Regions from separate parts of the Homo sapiens genome. Here all the other regions are linked to region 1. The links are chromatin contacts, found by Hi-C or POLR2A ChIA-PET in ENCODE. All regions are on one chromosome and are shown on one strand. The core of a region is the stretch at or near the end of the contact, and the rest is flanking DNA. Distances in the headings are between cores, read along the strand shown.

The links. Hi-C counts contacts between places; a loop is a spot of excess contacts on that map. ChIA-PET counts read pairs that join two places held with the same protein, here RNA polymerase II (POLR2A). Pooled maps may share reads with other maps.
Region 2: a loop to region 1 is called in a pooled map, with 24 times the contacts of the local background. The contact joins the promoter of LMF1 here to the promoter of MSRB1 in region 1. A Hi-C loop is called at or near these places in 2 of 37 single-sample maps with no recorded cell type and 6 of 50 pooled maps. POLR2A ChIA-PET finds 5 or more read pairs at or near these places in 1 of 52 experiments (activated CD8-positive, alpha-beta memory T cell).
Region 3: a pooled map shows a loop between it and region 1 (5-fold over the local background). The contact joins the promoter of BAIAP3 here to the promoter of MSRB1 in region 1. A Hi-C loop is called at or near these places in 2 of 37 single-sample maps with no recorded cell type and 8 of 50 pooled maps. POLR2A ChIA-PET finds 5 or more read pairs at or near these places in 1 of 52 experiments (activated T-cell).
Region 4: a pooled map shows a loop between it and region 1 (5-fold over the local background). The contact joins the promoter of TSR3 here to the promoter of MSRB1 in region 1. A Hi-C loop is called at or near these places in 2 of 37 single-sample maps with no recorded cell type and 10 of 50 pooled maps. POLR2A ChIA-PET finds 5 or more read pairs at or near these places in 1 of 52 experiments (activated T-cell).
Region 5: a map of CD8-positive, alpha-beta T cell shows a loop between it and region 1 (2.9-fold over the local background). The contact joins the promoter of UNKL-AS1 here to the promoter of MSRB1 in region 1. A Hi-C loop is called at or near these places in 1 of 168 maps with a recorded cell type or tissue (CD8-positive, alpha-beta T cell), 1 of 37 single-sample maps with no recorded cell type and 2 of 50 pooled maps. POLR2A ChIA-PET finds 5 or more read pairs at or near these places in 1 of 52 experiments (activated B cell).
Region 6: a loop to region 1 is called in a pooled map, with 7 times the contacts of the local background. The contact joins the promoter of TEDC2 here to the promoter of MSRB1 in region 1. A Hi-C loop is called at or near these places in 6 of 50 pooled maps. POLR2A ChIA-PET finds 5 or more read pairs at or near these places in 2 of 52 experiments (HEK293 and T-cell).

What each region holds. Positions count from the first base shown.
Region 1 is chr16:1,941,892-1,944,484 of GRCh38, reverse strand. It overlaps MSRB1 (methionine sulfoxide reductase B1), which reads left to right and starts at 1,286. Exons shown (of 4, transcript NM_016332.4): 1 at 1,286-1,383. The coding sequence starts at 1,329. It overlaps RPL3L (ribosomal protein L3 like), which reads left to right. Exons shown (of 10, transcript NM_005061.3): 10 at 1-511. LOC124903625 (a long non-coding RNA gene) reads right to left here and starts at 1,691. Exons shown (of 2, transcript XR_007064940.1): 1 at 1,604-1,691; 2 at 1-1,500. RefSeq lists a silencer at 813-1,312 and an enhancer at 2,497-2,593.
Region 2 is chr16:969,671-972,263 of GRCh38, reverse strand. It overlaps LMF1 (lipase maturation factor 1), which reads left to right and starts at 1,280. Exons shown (of 11, transcript NM_022773.4): 1 at 1,280-1,476. The coding sequence starts at 1,284. RefSeq lists enhancers at 1-101, 2,084-2,593 and a silencer at 869-2,038.
Region 3 is chr16:1,332,338-1,334,930 of GRCh38, reverse strand. It overlaps BAIAP3 (BAI1 associated protein 3), which reads right to left and starts at 1,286. Exons shown (of 34, transcript NM_001199097.2): 1 at 1,182-1,286. RefSeq lists silencers at 1,237-1,396, 2,132-2,332.
Region 4 is chr16:1,350,570-1,353,162 of GRCh38, reverse strand. TSR3 (TSR3 ribosome maturation factor) reads left to right here and starts at 1,285. Exons shown (of 6, transcript NM_001001410.3): 1 at 1,285-1,470; 2 at 1,565-1,784; 3 at 2,163-2,356. The coding sequence starts at 1,359. GNPTG (N-acetylglucosamine-1-phosphate transferase subunit gamma) reads right to left here and starts at 1,232. Exons shown (of 11, transcript NM_032520.5): 1 at 1,146-1,232; 2 at 1,004-1,061; 3 at 857-924. The coding sequence starts at 1,197. RefSeq lists a silencer at 1,008-1,707.
Region 5 is chr16:1,407,102-1,409,694 of GRCh38, reverse strand. UNKL-AS1 (UNKL antisense RNA 1) reads right to left here and starts at 1,301. Exons shown (of 2, transcript NR_188570.1): 1 at 803-1,301. All of the region lies in intron 2 of UNKL (unk like zinc finger), which reads left to right. RefSeq lists silencers at 878-1,027, 1,298-1,367, 1,418-1,467, 1,346-1,523.
Region 6 is chr16:2,458,813-2,461,405 of GRCh38, reverse strand. It overlaps TEDC2 (tubulin epsilon and delta complex 2), which reads right to left and starts at 1,297. Exons shown (of 10, transcript NM_025108.3): 1 at 1,236-1,297; 2 at 1,025-1,123; 3 at 713-783; 4 at 182-590. The coding sequence starts at 1,261. LOC105371050 (a long non-coding RNA gene) reads left to right here and starts at 1,428. Exons shown (of 5, transcript NR_188689.1): 1 at 1,428-1,492; 2 at 1,570-1,693; 3 at 2,452-2,593. It overlaps CCNF (cyclin F), which reads right to left. Exons shown (of 17, transcript NM_001761.3): 17 at 2,552-2,593. RefSeq lists a silencer at 959-1,308 and enhancers at 1,689-1,778, 2,009-2,593.

The DNA of each region.
Region 1 (2,593 bases), core at 37-2,536:
GATAACTTGGCGGGTGGGGAGAGCCAGTGAGCCAGGAGAGCCGATTGGTCAGGGAGGAAATCACAGGGAGTCAGCTGTCTTCTTGCGCTGAGTCAGCTCCTGGGTGGTGGCCACAAGATCAGATGAGCCAGTTTATCAATCTGGTTGGTGCCAGCAGATCCATCAAGTTGCAGGGTCGGCAAAATATCTCAAGCACTGATCTTAGGGGCAGCTTAGGGAGGGTCAGAATCTTGTAGCCTCCAGATGCACGACTCCTAAACCATAATTCCCAATATTGTGGCTAATGTTAGTCCTAAAAATGCAATCTAGTCCCCAGGCAAGGAGGTGGTCTGCTTTGGGAAAGGGCTGTTACTGTCTTTGTTTTAAACTATAAACTGGCTGGGCGCGGTGGCTCACGCCTGTAATCCCAGCACTTTGGGAGGCCAAGATGGGCGGATCACCTGAGGTCGGGAGTTCAAGACCAGCCTGGCCAACATCGAGAAACCTCGTCTCTATTAAAAATACAAAATTAGCTGGGCGTGGTGGCGCATGATTGTAATCCCATCTACTCGGGAGGCTGAGGCAGGAGAATTGCTTGAACCAGCGAGTTGGAGGTTGCAGTGAGCTGAGATCGCGCTACTGCACTCCAGCCTGGAAACAGAGTAAGACTCCGTCTCAAAAGAAAGAAAGAAAGAAAGAAAAAAACAAAAAACTATAAACTGAGTTTCTCCCAAAGTTATTTCAACCTACCAGCAGGGATGAATAAGGACAGCTTGGAGGTTAGAAGCAAGATAGAGTCGGCTGAGTTAGATCTCTTTCACTGTTTCAGTCATCATTTTGCAAAGGCGGTTTCACCTGGGCGCGGAAAGGCTGCATGACCTCCGGCAGCTCCGGGCTTAGTACCAGGGACTGGACTGGGGGGACACGACCCTACGGATTCGCGCCGTCGCCCACCTGGCCAGGCCCCATGTGCGCCCCTAGCCACCAGGGCGCGAGGGGCGGCAGGGGCGGGGCCTTGGGGAAGCGGCCTAGGGGTGGTCCCTGGGAGTTTCCATGGGCGGGGCCTGCTGGGGAGATGCGATTGGACTGGCACCGGGGGGCGGGGCCTTGGGGAAGTGGCCCAGGAGTGGTCCCAAGGAGTCAACGTGGGCGGGGCCAGCTGGGAAGATCGTATTGGACCAGCCCTGAGGAGGGGCGGGGCCTCCCGGAGGCGGAAGCCGGGATTCGCCCTCCGGGGAGCGATTGGTCCTCGGGAGGGGCGGGGAGGTGGACGCGGGTACCGGCGGTCGTCGGGTCGGCAGCCTTTGGTCAGTTGGCAGCGGCAAGCGCGCTGCGGTTCCGGTGGCGCCATGTCGTTCTGCAGCTTCTTCGGGGGCGAGGTTTTCCAGAATCACTTTGAACCTGGTTGGTCCTGCGGCCTCTCGCTGGGAGGGCAGCGCGGCGGGGGGCGCGCATTAGCGGGGGCGCCGCCGTCGTCCGGGGGTGATGTCTCTCCCAAGCCGGGAATGGGGGCGAATGTGGCTGCCGGGGAGAAGCGAACAGGGGTCAAAAGGACTGCGGAGGAGTGGGGAGCCTGGGGGCGAGGAGAGTGGGGTACCCGAGGAGAGGGGGCCTTGGGGCTCACCGTCCTGGAGGGGGCAGGCCTCGAGTGTGAACGTGCCGTTTCGGGGGTGGGTCTAAGGGATCGGGATACGTGGGGGTGGTACCCCTTCCCTACCCCCTACACTCCAAAGTGATGGCGCTGGGGGAATTCGGGTTAGGGTCGGGGCTTCGGAGAGGCCAGGTTCTTGTCCAGGGCCAGCTCCTGTGGCCGGGGCGCCCCTTCGCGGGTCATCCCGCAGGTGTTACCCTGGCCCTTCCCATTCCCCCGAGTCCGGGATCTCTGGGAGGAGTCTGGCAAGCATAGAATGTCCCCTTCAGATCCTAATGTGCCGGCCCAGGTGCCTCCCCACCTGCCCAGGGACTCCAAATTGGGGAACCAGGAGTGCCACCAGGCACCTGCCAACAGCCCGTGAAGTTTGACCAGGCAGGCAGGATGGGGTGGTTTGGGGCATGGCCAGCCCTCCACACTGGCCCTGATGAATCCCTTCTGGGCTGGGCTCGCCTGGTAGTGGACTAATTTGGTAAAAACACATCCACAGGCAAGTCTGAGTGCACTGGTCTCCTTGGGCGGATCTGCTGGGTGGCACCCCTGTAGCGGGTTGGGCTGTGACACAGGACCATCCCGGCAAAGCCTCCCCCAGCAAGACTCTCTGGCTTTAGATCCCAGTTGTCCTCAGGCTGCTCTGCCAAGCCAGAAACTCCACTTCCACAGCAGCTGCTGGCTTCTCTTTGCTTTTTTCTCCAGTTCCTGGAAAAGGCTGGGTAGTTTACAGTCTCCAGGGGAGGCTGTCCCCAGGTGATGGGTGAGAGGTGACTCAGCACCCCTGGAGGTTCCTGTTTTCAGTCCTTAAAACAGTTCTGCAAGTCAGTTTTGCAACTTTCCCACCCCCTCCACTCCAAAGGGATCCTTTGTGGGTAGGCTGAAATCTGTTGTCCCCAGCCCTCTTTCTTCCTGGGCTCCTGTGTGGCCTGGAGGCCTTTTCTCTGGGACTGTTCTCTTCCTGCCTGGAGA
Region 2 (2,593 bases), core at 31-2,530, 970 kb after region 1:
GGTTTCATAGAAAAGAAATGGAAACTAAAAATGAATTAAACCATAAGATGTACACGTATGCTACGGCCCCAGCAACACAGGGAAGGTGGAGGCTGAGAGGAAGCTCGGGCCACTGCTGGTCAGGCCTGGATTTGGGGGCCCGATGTCCACAGTCAGTCCCTGCCCACACAAGGCTCACACTGCAGGTGGTGAAGATATAATTAAACAGGTAATTAAACAAGCAATAAAGACGGGTCATTTGACCAACCCAGTGGCGATAATTGATACGCCAAAACACTAGGAAAGCTAGAGAGGCAAAAGAGAAGAATACATGAAAACAAAAACAAAAAACCAGGACAAATATTTCCAATATACACAAAAGAACAGGATTTTTCATACGTAAAGAGTGCTGACAAATGAATAAGGAGAAATCTGCACTTCCACCTAAGTGCCCCACAGTTTATTCACTAACCCCTAGGTCTCCAATGCCTACTCTAGCCTCACGCCCTTTCTTTCCTCTAAGGAATGCCTGTGACCCCAGCCCTTCCTAGCACCCGCTTCACATCAGCCTCCAGAACCCCGCTCCAGTCATCAGAGTGTAGAGTGCTGGCGTCCTCCTTCATGTTCTGTTTGGGGCATTGGGCAGTTAGCCCTTCCCTCCTGAGTCCTGAGTCCCCCTCTTCCCCCACAGCTTGAAGTCCAGTCCCAAGGGCAGGCAGGAGCTGGGTTGTGCAAAGGCGGAAGGGTGCTCAGGCTGGGAGAAAGGGGAGGGTCCCCCGAGCATTCCAGGCACAGCCCTGCCTACTCTGTCCCTTGCTGGCTGCGACGATCGCCCTAGCACCCTCCTCCGCAGAGAGTGAGTGTCAGCTGTGAGGCAGGGGCACGCAGTGGTAGCACCGCCAGGGCCTGTGCAGCCCACCTTCCCCAGGACCACAGCTGGGAAGGCGCCTGGCTGGGGGAGGGCACCTGGCCTCTGCAACTCGGACTGACGGAAGGCACGCGTGCCTGCCCCAGTGAGCTCGGGTCGGGCGACGCGCACCACCTCCCAGGTACCCGGCCCCGCGCCCTACCCGCAGCAGCGCCCAGCGAGAACTGCGAAGGAGGCAGGCTCCGGGCACCCGCTCCCGCGCGTGGGCGGGGCCGGCTGGAGGGGGCGGTGCCTCCGGGACTGTGAGCGGGGCCTCCCGGGGTGTGGGTGGGGCCTTCGGCCGTGGGCAGGGCCGGCCAGGGAGAGGCGGGGCCTCCGAGAATGGGCGGGGCCTCCGAGAATGGGCGGGGCCTCCGGGAGTGCGCCCTCCCCGCACATGCGCCCTGACAGCCCAACAATGGCGGCGCCCGCGGAGTCGCTGAGGAGGCGGAAGACTGGGTACTCGGATCCGGAGCCTGAGTCGCCGCCCGCGCCGGGGCGTGGCCCCGCAGGCTCTCCGGCCCATCTCCACACGGGCACCTTCTGGCTGACCCGGATCGTGCTCCTGAAGGCCCTAGCCTTCGTGTACTGTGAGTGCCGGGCGGGCCCGGGACATCCGCCAGTGTCACCTCCGCGCACCACGACCCCCGCCCTCCCTCGAGACTCCTCCGCGCGGTCTCGCGGCCGCGGCGCCCCCACGCAGCCCTCCTTCCTGCTGGGGCCCGGGCAAGGCGGGGCGGGCAGGGCAGGACAAGGCTTGCTGGCGACAGCGCACCCGGCCCTACCCCTGTCGCCGCCTCGAGCCTCCGGCCTGGGCTCCTGGGCTCCCGGTTCCACCCGCAGCCCCGAAGTTGCACGGCCGCGCCTGCCAGGACCGGCTCGGGGCTATGCGAGGCGGGGCCGGCCCGGGCCCTGGCCCAGGAGTTCCCAGGAGAGCTGGGCAGGTGGAGGGTCACCCGTCCGTGCGCAGGTCGGGGGTCTGCGTCCTGGCTGCGGGGCGGGGGGCGGCCTGGAGAGGCGAGGCGCTCCTGCTGTCCCCGACACAGCGCTGTGCTGACGGTGAAGGTTCCCACTGTAACTGGACGCCCGCACGCCACATCCCTGCCGCGTGCGGCCCCTGCCAAAATCCGAGGAGCCGGCCCGGGAGCCTCCTTCGCGTCTCCCAGGGGCTGAGGGAAGGTGACTGGCTGGTGGCCAGACTGGAGTTTCTCCTTTAGTGTTCTCGACTAGCTCAGTCTGCGTTCGGGAAGATTCCCAGCGGAGGTCTGGGGGCAGCTCCGGAACCTCATCTGCAAGTGAAGCCTGCGCCTCACTGTGGGATGTGGTTGGCCGGGTCCACTGGCGGAGACCCTTCACCCCACAGCTGTGCGGGGCCCGCGTGCGCAGCCTACAGAGCAGAGCTCTGAGAAAAGTCAGTTCACGCTCAAAACCTCTGGATCCCCTGGCCAGGGGCAGCTGGCGATTCCAACTCCCTCTCTCCCCAGTCCCTACAACCCAGAACTGGTTTGGAAGAGAACGGTTCTGTGATCACGGTGACATGTGATCACACGGATACATGTTTCATAAGCCCAACGTGTCAGGAGCTACGAACCTCAAGTGAGGCTCTCAAATGAGTATGGAAGTGAGGGGAGCCTGCCAGGCCGAGATGCAGCCAGCGGGGCGCGTGGGCAGTCACCGTCCCAGAGGGCTCCGGAGCTGCTGGCCCCG
Region 3 (2,593 bases), core at 37-2,536, 610 kb after region 1:
TGCCCTGGGTGTGTGCCTGGGGCGGGAGGTGGCAGGACATCTGCCCCACAGGCTGGCTCTCCACGCTGCCCTCTTGGTCTTCTCTCCAGCTTCCCTGCTCTTCCTCCCTCAGCCCCCCGACTCCCCTTCACCAGGCCCTGGGGGTTTCCCGCAGGAATCTCTCCCTGGTCTCACCGACTCCTCCAGATGGCCCCTGCGAAGCCGATGGCGGTGCCCAGGTGCAGGTCACCTGGCGGGCCCGCTGCAAACGCTGCTCCCCGGGGTCTCATTCCAGTCGAACCCCGGGAATCTGCATTCTAACAAGCGCTGCCGGTGGCCTTGGGCTCCCCGAAGCCTCAGACGGCTGCCAAGGTCCAGCCGCTGGCGCCCAGCAGGAGCGCAGGAGACCGGAGCCCGAGGCGCCTTCTTCCTCCCCTCGCCCGTGTCTGCGCAGCGCTCCCTCCTCCCTCTGCTCACCGACCCCCTCCCTGCCCCGCCTCGCGGCACCCCCTTTCCCGGGGCCCCGGGCGCCCGCAGGAGCCACACCCCCAGTTCTATGGGGGTCTCTCCCCTCGGAGGGGGCGGGCGGTCCGGGGTGAGTCTGGGGGCGGGTCTAGTGTGTCACTTTAAACTCCTCCCCCGGAGACCCCGGCCCAGGCAAGAGCCCACAGCCCTTTGCCGAGTGGGGCTGAAGGAGGGGCCGCTTTGCACTCGCAGGGATTTCGGGGGGACTAAAGGGCCTTACGAGGACCTGCGGGAGGAGGGAAGGGACGAGGACGCTGGGGGGTGCAGCCCGCCCGGGAGGGGTGCTGGGAGGCCCCGGGCCCGTCTGCTCCCCCGGGGAGGGAGGCGCGGGGGTCGAAGCCTCGCTTGGCGGCTCAAGTGCGGGGGAGGCCGTCGCCAGCGCCCGGATACCCTCCCCGTCCGCTCCGCAGTGCGGACCCCACCGCCGCACCCTCTCCTGCGCGTTCGGAGGGGAAATGCCCCCGAGACCCCGCCCCTCCAAGCATGCGCGGCCTCAGTTTCCCCAGGGCCGAGGGGACGTCGAGACCTTCCCACCGCCCCCCGCCTCGGAGGCCACCCCCGTGCCTCCTGGGGGACCCGGACCAAGGGGGCGGCGGCCGTCGGTCCGTCCGGGTTGGGGCGCGGGGCCGAGCCCAGACGGCGGCCCAACAGCACTGGCCGCAGCCCGCGGCACTTACCGTGGGCCGGCGCGGGGATGGGGGGGCTCCTGGGGCGCTGCGCTCGGCACCAGCTCGGGGACGCCGAGGCACAGCTACCGCTCCCAGCCGCGCGCGCCGACGACTGAGCAACTGCTGGGCGGACGCCGCTGCGGGGGCGGGGTCTGACTGGGGGCGGGGCCGGGCCTGACCGGGGCGGGGCCTGACCGCGCTCGCCCCGCCCCCCGCGTCCACGGCGCCTTAGGGGACCCGGCCGGGGTCTCCGTGCCTTGAGCCGGGCCGGAGCCCCCTCCCCCGGGATGCGGGGCTGTGAGTCAACCCACAGGTGGCTGCGGGACGGGGAGCGGGCTTGGCTGCCTCGGGACCCCGCCTGGCCGCGCGCGCCCTCCCCGTGGCGCGTGGGGTCTAGAAGGGGGTGGTCGGCGGGGTCTCCTCCGCGGACCCCAGGGAAGCCACGGTCACGAAGACCAGCAGCGGTGCAGACCTTTCTGGAAGGGCCTGACTCAGGGACACCTCGCGGGCCCCGCCGCTCTCTTCTCGGGGCGGGGATGCGTCCTGCAGGGATCCACTCGGGACGCCCCACGCCCACGCGGACGGTCTGTGGGGCGATCGTCCCTGGGGCTCTGGTGAGGGCCCAGTTGGCGCTTGTGGGGTCACAGCCGGCCAGAGCCCCCGGAGCCCCTGGGGTCTGCACTGGACCCCGCCAGCCCCTCCCGGGTGGCTCCCCGCTCTTCCTCCGCTGCGCTGTCCTGGAACCCCAGCGGGCCCGCGGTCTCCTGCAGGGTTTGTTAAGGCATTGATGGGTCCTGTCCCCAACCCGCTGGTCCCGAAGTCTGGGTGGGGGCGCGATCTGCGTTTTTTCCCTTTTTTTTTCAGACAGAGTCTCGAAAAAGCTCTCAAAAATAGCTCTCAACCAGGTTGGAGCGCAGTGGCACCATCTCCACTCGCTGCAACCTCGAACTCTCCGGCTCAAGTGGTCCTCCCGCTTCAGCCTCCCCAGTAGCTGGGACCACCCGCCGGCTAATGTTTTTTGGTTTCTTTTGTGGAGATGGGGGTCTCCCTATGTTGCCCAGGCTGGTCTCAAACTCCCAGGCTCAAGGGATCCCCCTTCCCCGGCCTCCTAAGGCGCTGAGATCACAGGTGTGGTCCCCACGCCAGCCAGCGCCTGCACTTCCCAGCTCCAGTCTGCTGCCGCCAGTCCAGGGACCACACTTTGAGAAGTCCGTGCTAAGCATGGTCCTGTCGGGGGCCTGAGGCTCTCAGACTTGCCGAGGGCGCAGCGGCCCCCCGGTCGCACCTGCCCTTGGTCGAATACAGCTGGACACTCGCAGCCCTTTGGGGACAAGGGGTGGGGGGTGGTCAGACTTTGGAGTTTTCACCCGAAGGGCACCTGGGCAGCCCAAGGCCAGACAGGCTTCCAGAACACAGCTCTT
Region 4 (2,593 bases), core at 36-2,535, 590 kb after region 1:
TATCTCTACTAAAAATACAAAAATTTGCTGGGCGTGATGGTGATGCATGCCTGTGATCCCAGCTACTCGGGAGGCTGAGGCATGAGGATCGCTTGAACCTGGGAGGCGGAGGTTGCAGTGAGCCGAGATCGTGCCACTGCACTCCAGCCTGGGCGACAGAGCGAGACTCTTGTCTCAAAAAAAAAAAAAAAAAAATTCTTGGATTTTTGTCTATTATATTTAATACTCATTCAGCGTTTAAATGATATATATACTCATGACCCACCAATTCCACTTCTGGAATCCTGCACTGGGAAACCGCTCACCTGAGGGCAAACCAAAGCACCTACACAGCATGTTCTCCACAGAACTATTTCTAATGGCCAAAAAAATGGCAAGAACCTAAATACAATCGGGGAGTGCAGTGCCATCCTATCGCGTGCTGAGCACCAAGAGAAAGAACGAAGACCTATATCATCACCATGAAGCGTCCCGAGAGATACAGCGAGTGACAACGACAAATCAGCCAAATACTCGCGCAGCATGATTTTTTAAAAAAGCGATTAGATTACAAAAACTATACGTTTTCCAGTTGCATAGACACGCACGTAAAAGCACAGAAACGCGTCTGCAAAGTCACCAGACTATTAACAGCAGTTACCTCTCGGAAAGGAAAGGAAGGACTAAGTCTGGAGATAATTTAATTCGCTACAAGAACGTTCTGGTATATTCTCTCGTACTTCCACATTAATTTTAGAAGGCTGACAAACCAATGCTTTAGACTCCGGGCCGTAACTCTCAGGGTCACTCATCCATCCTCCACTGTTGCTGCTCCCCGCGGCCACCCCCGCGCCGGCCAACAGCGCTCCTCACTCACCAGACACGGGTGAAGGATCCCTCTTGGCCTGGAGGCGACTGGCCTGAGGCAAGAACGGGTTGTTCACCCTACGGGAAGCGGCAAGGTCAGCGGGGAACGGGCCCGGGCCGTCCCCCGCTCGAGCCGCCAGCCCGCGAGGCTGCTCACCCAAACGCGTTGGGCTCCTCCACCACCTTCATCTTCGCTGCACCTGCCGGCGCGGGCCCTACGGGGAGCGAGACCGTGAGCGGGGAGGCCGGGGTGCAGAGCGCGCGCGGGGCCTGGGGACGCGGACGGCCGGGCCACTCACCGCCGGCCGAGAGCCCGAGGAGCAACAGGAGCCGCGCCAGCCCCGCCGCCATCGCGCCGCAGCGGCCGCCGCGCGGTCACGTGAAGTGACGGTCACGTGACCACGGGGACCGGAAGTGGCGTCCGGCGCAAGCGCTGGCAGCCGCACAGCCCATTGGGAGGCCGAGGGGCGCGGCCGTGGGGTGGGGAGTCCCCGGCACCCCAGGTCCGCGCCATGGGCCGCAGGAGGGCAGCGCGCGGGCCGGGGGCGGAAGGCGGCCGCCCTCGGCACCTCCCGACGCGCTCCCTGGAGGCCTTCGCCGAGGAGGTCGGCGCCGCGCTGCAGGGTGAGCGAGGCGTGATGGGGAGAGCGGGTCAGGGTTTGAGGGCCTGCCCGGGGGTCCCACGCTGAGGCCGAGTGCCCTTCTCTCTCTCGTGCAGCTTCCGTGGAGCCAGGGGCGGCTGACGGCGAGGGCGGCCCGGGCCCGGCGGCGCTGCCCTGCACGCTGGCCATGTGGGAGTTGGGCCACTGCGACCCCCGGCGCTGCACGGGCCGCAAGCTGGCCCGCCTGGGGCTGGTGCGCTGCCTGCGCCTGGGCCACAGATTCGGCGGTCTGGTGCTGAGCCCCGTGGGCAAGCAGTACGCGTCCCCCGCAGACAGGTAGGCGCGGGAGGCCTGCCCGAGGTCGTCTTCATTTCCAGCGCGTGGTTCCCTTCAGGGATGGTTTAGTGGCACTTGTATGTCGCACCCACATCCACACCCACGTGGGCAGGGAACGTCTGTCTAGTTTGCCTCCGTTGCGTAGCGCAGAGCCTGGGATAAAGGAGGTTTTGGGGTAATAAACGTTTGTTGAGTGAATAAACACATGCTCCAGGTGCCCCAAGCAGCTGCCTCAAAAGCTTGCTCGTGAAGTCCGTTTGAGGGTGTTTGGGGATGGCGGAATGATGTCCCTGAATCCCTTAGCTAGGCCATTCTCCGGGGCATGCTCCACCTTGGGTAGTGCTGGCTCCTGAACTTATCCCATGCTGTCCCTGGCAGACAGCTGGTGGCGCAGTCTGGGGTCGCCGTCATCGACTGCTCCTGGGCCAGGCTGGACGAGACACCGTTTGGGAAGATGCGAGGGAGCCACTTGCGCCTGTTGCCCTACCTGGTGGCCGCCAACCCCGTGAACTATGGCCGGCCCTACAGACTTTCCTGCGTGGAAGCGTTTGCTGCCACCTTCTGCATCGTAGGTGAGTCCAGGGGCCCCACAGCAGTGTGACCCGGCGGCCTGCTGTTCCTGCTATGCTCCCAGCATCATGTTTCCTGCCGACAGACCCCAGGAGGAGCATAAGGGACGGACAGGGGAACAGTTCAGACAGACCACGGTTCCAGCCCCAACTGTCACTTCAGGTTTTCGGCCTGTGGAGTTGCAGTAGAGGCAGAATGGGATCGCTGTTCTATCAGGGCCGGTGTGTGGGGTGCCATTC
Region 5 (2,593 bases), core at 52-2,551, 530 kb after region 1:
AAGCGCCTGCCTCTAGGTGGTCACTTCAAGCTGTGCTCAAGTAGCAGTTCCATAACATCATTACAAAAATATTAGCCTGCTGTCTGAATGGCTTACAGTTTATAATTGAGGGTGGTAAGTGGGGCTAAGATGCCTGTTTGGTGTTTTGTTTTGGATACCTGGGTATATGCACACATAGTAAGGAAATTTCCTTATTTTATTTAAGATTTTGTTTGTAGCGTGTGAATGACTTGCTTCGACCGGCCCTTTAGGAAGTGTCTGACAGGCTGCCTCCCCTGAGATCTCTCCTCCATAATTATCCTTCATTCCACGGGAGTGGGACTTTCTCATCGCTGAACAAAGGGAATAGCCAGTTTGTCCTATTGAAGTACCCGTTCTGGTTCTCATTAAGGGTTGCCTCGGAATTTGTAAATAAAGGAACGTTCAGAATAAGGACAGGGCCTTCCTTTTCTTTAGTTCATTGGTTTTTAAAATTTCTATTTTGGCTGGGCGCGGTGGCTCACGCCTGTAATCCCAGCACTTTGGGAGGCCGAGGCGGGCAGATCACGAGGTCGGGAGATCGAGACCATCCTACATGGTGAAACCCCGTCTCTACTAAAAATACAGAAAAATTAGCTGGGCATGGTGGCGGGCACCTGTAGTCCCAGCTACTTGGGAGGCTGAGGCAGGAGAATGGCGTGAACGTGGGAGGCGGAGGTTGCAGTGAGCCGAGATCGCGCCACTGCACTCCAGCCTTGGCGACAGAGCAAGACTCAAAAAAAAAAAAAAAGAAATTTCTATTTTGGGTGTTGATACTACCAACCTGTTATTTTACACATGAATGTGTATCAGAGAGCAGAGACCCTTAGCCCGTATCAGGCGTTGCTCTTGGTTGTGGCTGGAGGTGCTGGGGCTGAGCTGTGGGGCAGAGCAGGACTGGGACCCCAGGAGGGCCCCCCGCTGCTGGCGTCTCCTTTCCACGGCAGGCTGGCACCTCGCTCCACCCCTGCCTGCTCAGTTGCTGCCTCTGTCAGCCCCCCCTGGGGGCAGCCCCACCGGTACCAGCTCCTGCGGACGCCTCTGCCGTCACCCCTCCCTCCGTGGAGGGTGACCTCCTACAGCCCCTGCTGTCATCTCTTCTCTCTTCCTCATCCTATGGCTCCCCAGGTCACTTCTCGGCGTCCTCTATCCTCTGTGGGCACCCCCTCCGGTGCCTGCCCCCGTGGGTGCCCCCACTGTGCACCCTTTCCTAGGTGGGTGGCTGCCCCTTGTTGCACCCCACGCCGTGCCGGTCCTGTGGGCATCAGCGTGATCTCGGCCCCGCCCCGCCCCGCTCGGGAAAGGCCTTTTGTTCCGCGCGACACGCCCCTCCGCTGCGCGCCCGCGATTGGCTGTCCCGGGTCACGTGTGAAGCCCCGCCCCCGTGGGAACCGTCCTGGTCGTTGGGGGGGGGGGCAGCTCCCATGTGGGCGTGGCCTTGAGGCCCCGGGGGTGTAGCTGAGGGGCAGGCGCTTGCTTTTCTCTTTAAACAGATTGCGGTAAAGAAATAGAAAAGGCGCCCCGCGGGACCCCGGGCCTCTCCAGGGTCCATCTTTTTTTTGTTTTTCTTTTGAGCCAGGGTCTGGCTCTGTCTCCCAGGCTGGAGTGCCGTGGCTCGATCTTGGCTCACTGCAACCTCTGCCTCCTGGACTCAGCTGATCCTCGTGCCTCAGCCTCCGGAGTACCCAAGCGATCCATATGCCTAGGCTTCCCAGAGTCCTGAGATTACAGGCCTGAGGCACCATGCCCAGCCTCTAGGCCCATTTTCATTGGGAAAAAAAAATACACGTGGCCTGCAGCTGTGTAGCCACAGAACGAGTGGCCATCTGCCAGCCCACCCCTGTCCAGAAGAGCGCTCCTGCACTGTGGCCCTGCAGCCACCCTGGGTCTCGTTCTCAGAAAAAACAGGCTTGCCCCATTCCTGTGGTGCCACTTTTCCAGATTGACACACAGACACAGGTTTGTCCTTTTTTTTTTTTTTTTGACAGGGCCTCACTCTGTCGCCCAGGCTGGAGTGCAGTGGTGTGATCTTGGCTCAGTGCAACCTCAACCTCCTGAGCTCAAGTGATCCTCCCACCTCAGCCTCCAAAGTAGCTGGGACCATAGGCGCACACCACCACGCCCAGCTGAATTTTTGTATTTTTTGTAGGGGTGGGGTCTTGCTGGTTTCGAACTCCTGGGCTCAAGTAATCCACCCACCTCTCCTCCCAAAGTGCTGGGATTACAGGAATGAGCCACTGCGCCCGGCCTCTGTCTTCTTTCCAGAGCTCTGTTTGGCGGTGTCACCTGACAGACCTGACACTTCCCGCTTGCCCTGTGCGCCTCCCCAGGCCTCTGTCGTCCGGCAGGTGCAGAACTCCTGTCTGGATGGGTCCGGGGTGTGCCTAGCTGGGTCTCCACTGTGCATTCTGTGAGTAACTGGTGGGAGGAGAAACTTTTCCAAGTATCCATTTCTAAGATTAACTGTTGCTGCTTGTATCTGGCGGGTCTGGAGTCTGATCTTTTTTTTTTCTTTCTTTCTTTTTTTTGAGATCGAGTCTCCCTCTGTCACCCAGGCTGGAGTGCAGTGACACGA
Region 6 (2,593 bases), core at 48-2,547, 520 kb before region 1:
CCAACCTGGACACCACCACACAGCTGCTTCATTCTGCCAGCTTCTGAGCATGAGCCTCAGGGGTATGCCACAGGGCTCGATGCCCTGCCTTCCCTGTCACCCCAAATCCCAGGCTCCTTGCTAGCCAGGGTCTGAGGAGGCAGAGACAGAAGTCCCTCCAGTGAGGGTCCGGGAAACCTACCCCTTCTCCTTGAGTGTGAAGGCTTCTGGGGCCTGAGGAGCAGCGGATGGGGCCATTTGCTGGTCCCTGAGGCCCGCCCCAGGCCTGGGGGTTCGGGCTCCCATCCCAACACGGGTCCCATCCCCCACTGACAGCAGCCGGCGCTCAGGGTGGCCCTTGGCAGGCACCGTGGTCTGGCGGAGGCCCTTGGTGGGTCTCGTGTCTGAAGCATGGCCACCAGCTTGGCCTGGGGAATGCGGTGGGGCGGAGGCTGTCGTGCCAGAAGAGGTGACAATGGACCTAGATTTCAGGCTGGGGGCCTTGTCTCTCTCTCCGGCCTTAGTGATGCCTCTTCGAACTCGTACAGCCTTCTCCAGTGCCTGGGTCAGAAACTCCAACTCTTTGAGGTCTTGTGGACTGGGTGTGCATGCTGTGAAAGCCAAGAATTATGCAGGGATCTCTCCCCACTGTCCCCCAGGAGGGTTCCTCACAACTGCACGCCAGCAGACAGGCCAGAGCAGCACCTGGAGAAGGCGGGTGGTGGAGGTTTACCTGGAAGGGGGTCCTCTCCATTAGTTTCTGGCCCTGGAGGTGGCTTCAAAGCCCGGGTCCCAGTTGGTTCCCTGCAAAGACACGGGCAGCCGTCGCACGGCCAGGAGGCAGGGCCCAGCCCAAACAGACCCGAGGGGGCCGCCGGGCCCCGCGGCAGGCCCCCAGCTCAGAGCCTGCAGGGTAAGGAGGGTGGCACTGACAACCCACAGCTCCGAAGTGGGCGGCTGCGCCCGGTCTCCCAGCCCTGGGCGCTCGGGGCGGGACTCTGAGGGCCCGAGGGAGGTCTGGCCAGTGGGTCCGGGGTCCGCGTACCAGGCATGCAGCAGCCGACGGCAAACGCGCAGGCTCTGCTCCAATTGCAATTGTCGCTGTGCGCAGGCGTCCAGGGCGCCCTGCAGCTCGGCCACCAGCCTGGGGGACGCACCGGCGGCTCAGCACCTCGGCCAGCGTCGGGCCTCGGGCCCCGCGCCTGGCTACCGGCCCGCCCGCATCCTCCCACCCCCTCCTGCCGCGCAGGCCTCACCGGCGCGAGCAGCCCGCCGGCAGCATGAAGGCGGCGGCGTCTCCTTGCAATTTGCCGCCTCTGAAGAGCCACGCCCCTTCCGGGAGGGAAGGCCGCCCCTTCCCGGCCGGGCTGCCCAATCCTGAACCGGGGCTCAGGGGCCGCCCCCGAAGCTTTCTCTCCCTCCTTGCGGGCAAGCCTCAAGCCCCGCCCACTCCTGCCTCCCAGGTCTGACGGGGACTCCGGCTCGGAGCTGGGCCCCCGAGGCCGCCAGGGAGGTGACTGCGGGCGACGCCGGGATTTTGGTTTGGGTAACTGGGTAGATGGGGGCGCCATTATCGCGCTTCTCTTGCAGGGGGCCGGTGAAGGTTATACGAGAGGCTCCATCTGTCCTTATTGAAAGTGCTCTTAACGCAGGGACCAGCCGTCTTGCTGACGCCTGGGCCACCGAGCACAGGGACAGGACGGGGTTGCTGGAGGTGAGGATTCCGCGTGTCAGGGGCGGGGATGAAGGAGGAGAAAGTGTTCACTTTTGGACATGTGACGTGATAGCACTGGGCAGAGGGGAGGAAGCTCAGACCTTGGAGCAGTGGGCCAGGCGAGGTGGCCCCTGGTGGGGCAGGGGACGGGTAGGGACAGATCACGGGGCCCACGCAATGGCCAGGGAGGTGGAGGAGCAGTAGGACAGTGTCACAGAGGCAACAGGAGGCTGTCACGGGAGGGAGTGGGTCACAGGCCAAGTGCTGCTGAGGCCTCGGCGGTGTACACAGCACAGCAGGGGGGCGGGGGTACAGGGCCTTCGGTGATGCGGGGGACACCTGAGGGAGGAAGTGAGGAAGGCAGCAGGGCCCCATGTAGTTGGTGTTAACAAGAATAAACAATTAGGGGGCAAGAAATCCCAGGCGGTAGCTGAAAGAAAAACAGAGCCTGGGGTTGCTGTTTAAAGATGGGACAGGTGAGTCCATTCCATAGTCGTTAATGGGAAGGTGCCATCGCAGAGGGGAAGGAGGGCACAAAGGGAGTTGTCAGGGAGGTTGGGACCCAGGCAGCTCTGGCCCAGCGCTCCGGGTGGGCCCCTCCATCAGCGGTGGGGGAGGGTGACGGTGGCCCTGCCTCCCTGGAGATTCTCTGTGAAGGAGGAGGCAGGGAAATGCTCAGTCAGCAGGTGGGTGATGCAGGAACCCACCCACCACAGGCAGGCGGGGCCAGGTCCCCCTGGAGTGGTTTCCTCCTTCAGGTGCAAGCTGGGAGAAAGCAGAGAACTGACTCCATGCAGAGTTGGGATTAAGAGCCCCTGGACAAGGGGCCGAGGCAGTGAAGGACGTCCATCACTCATCTGCCACTATCCTCCTCACATTTAATCCTCACAACACCCCTGT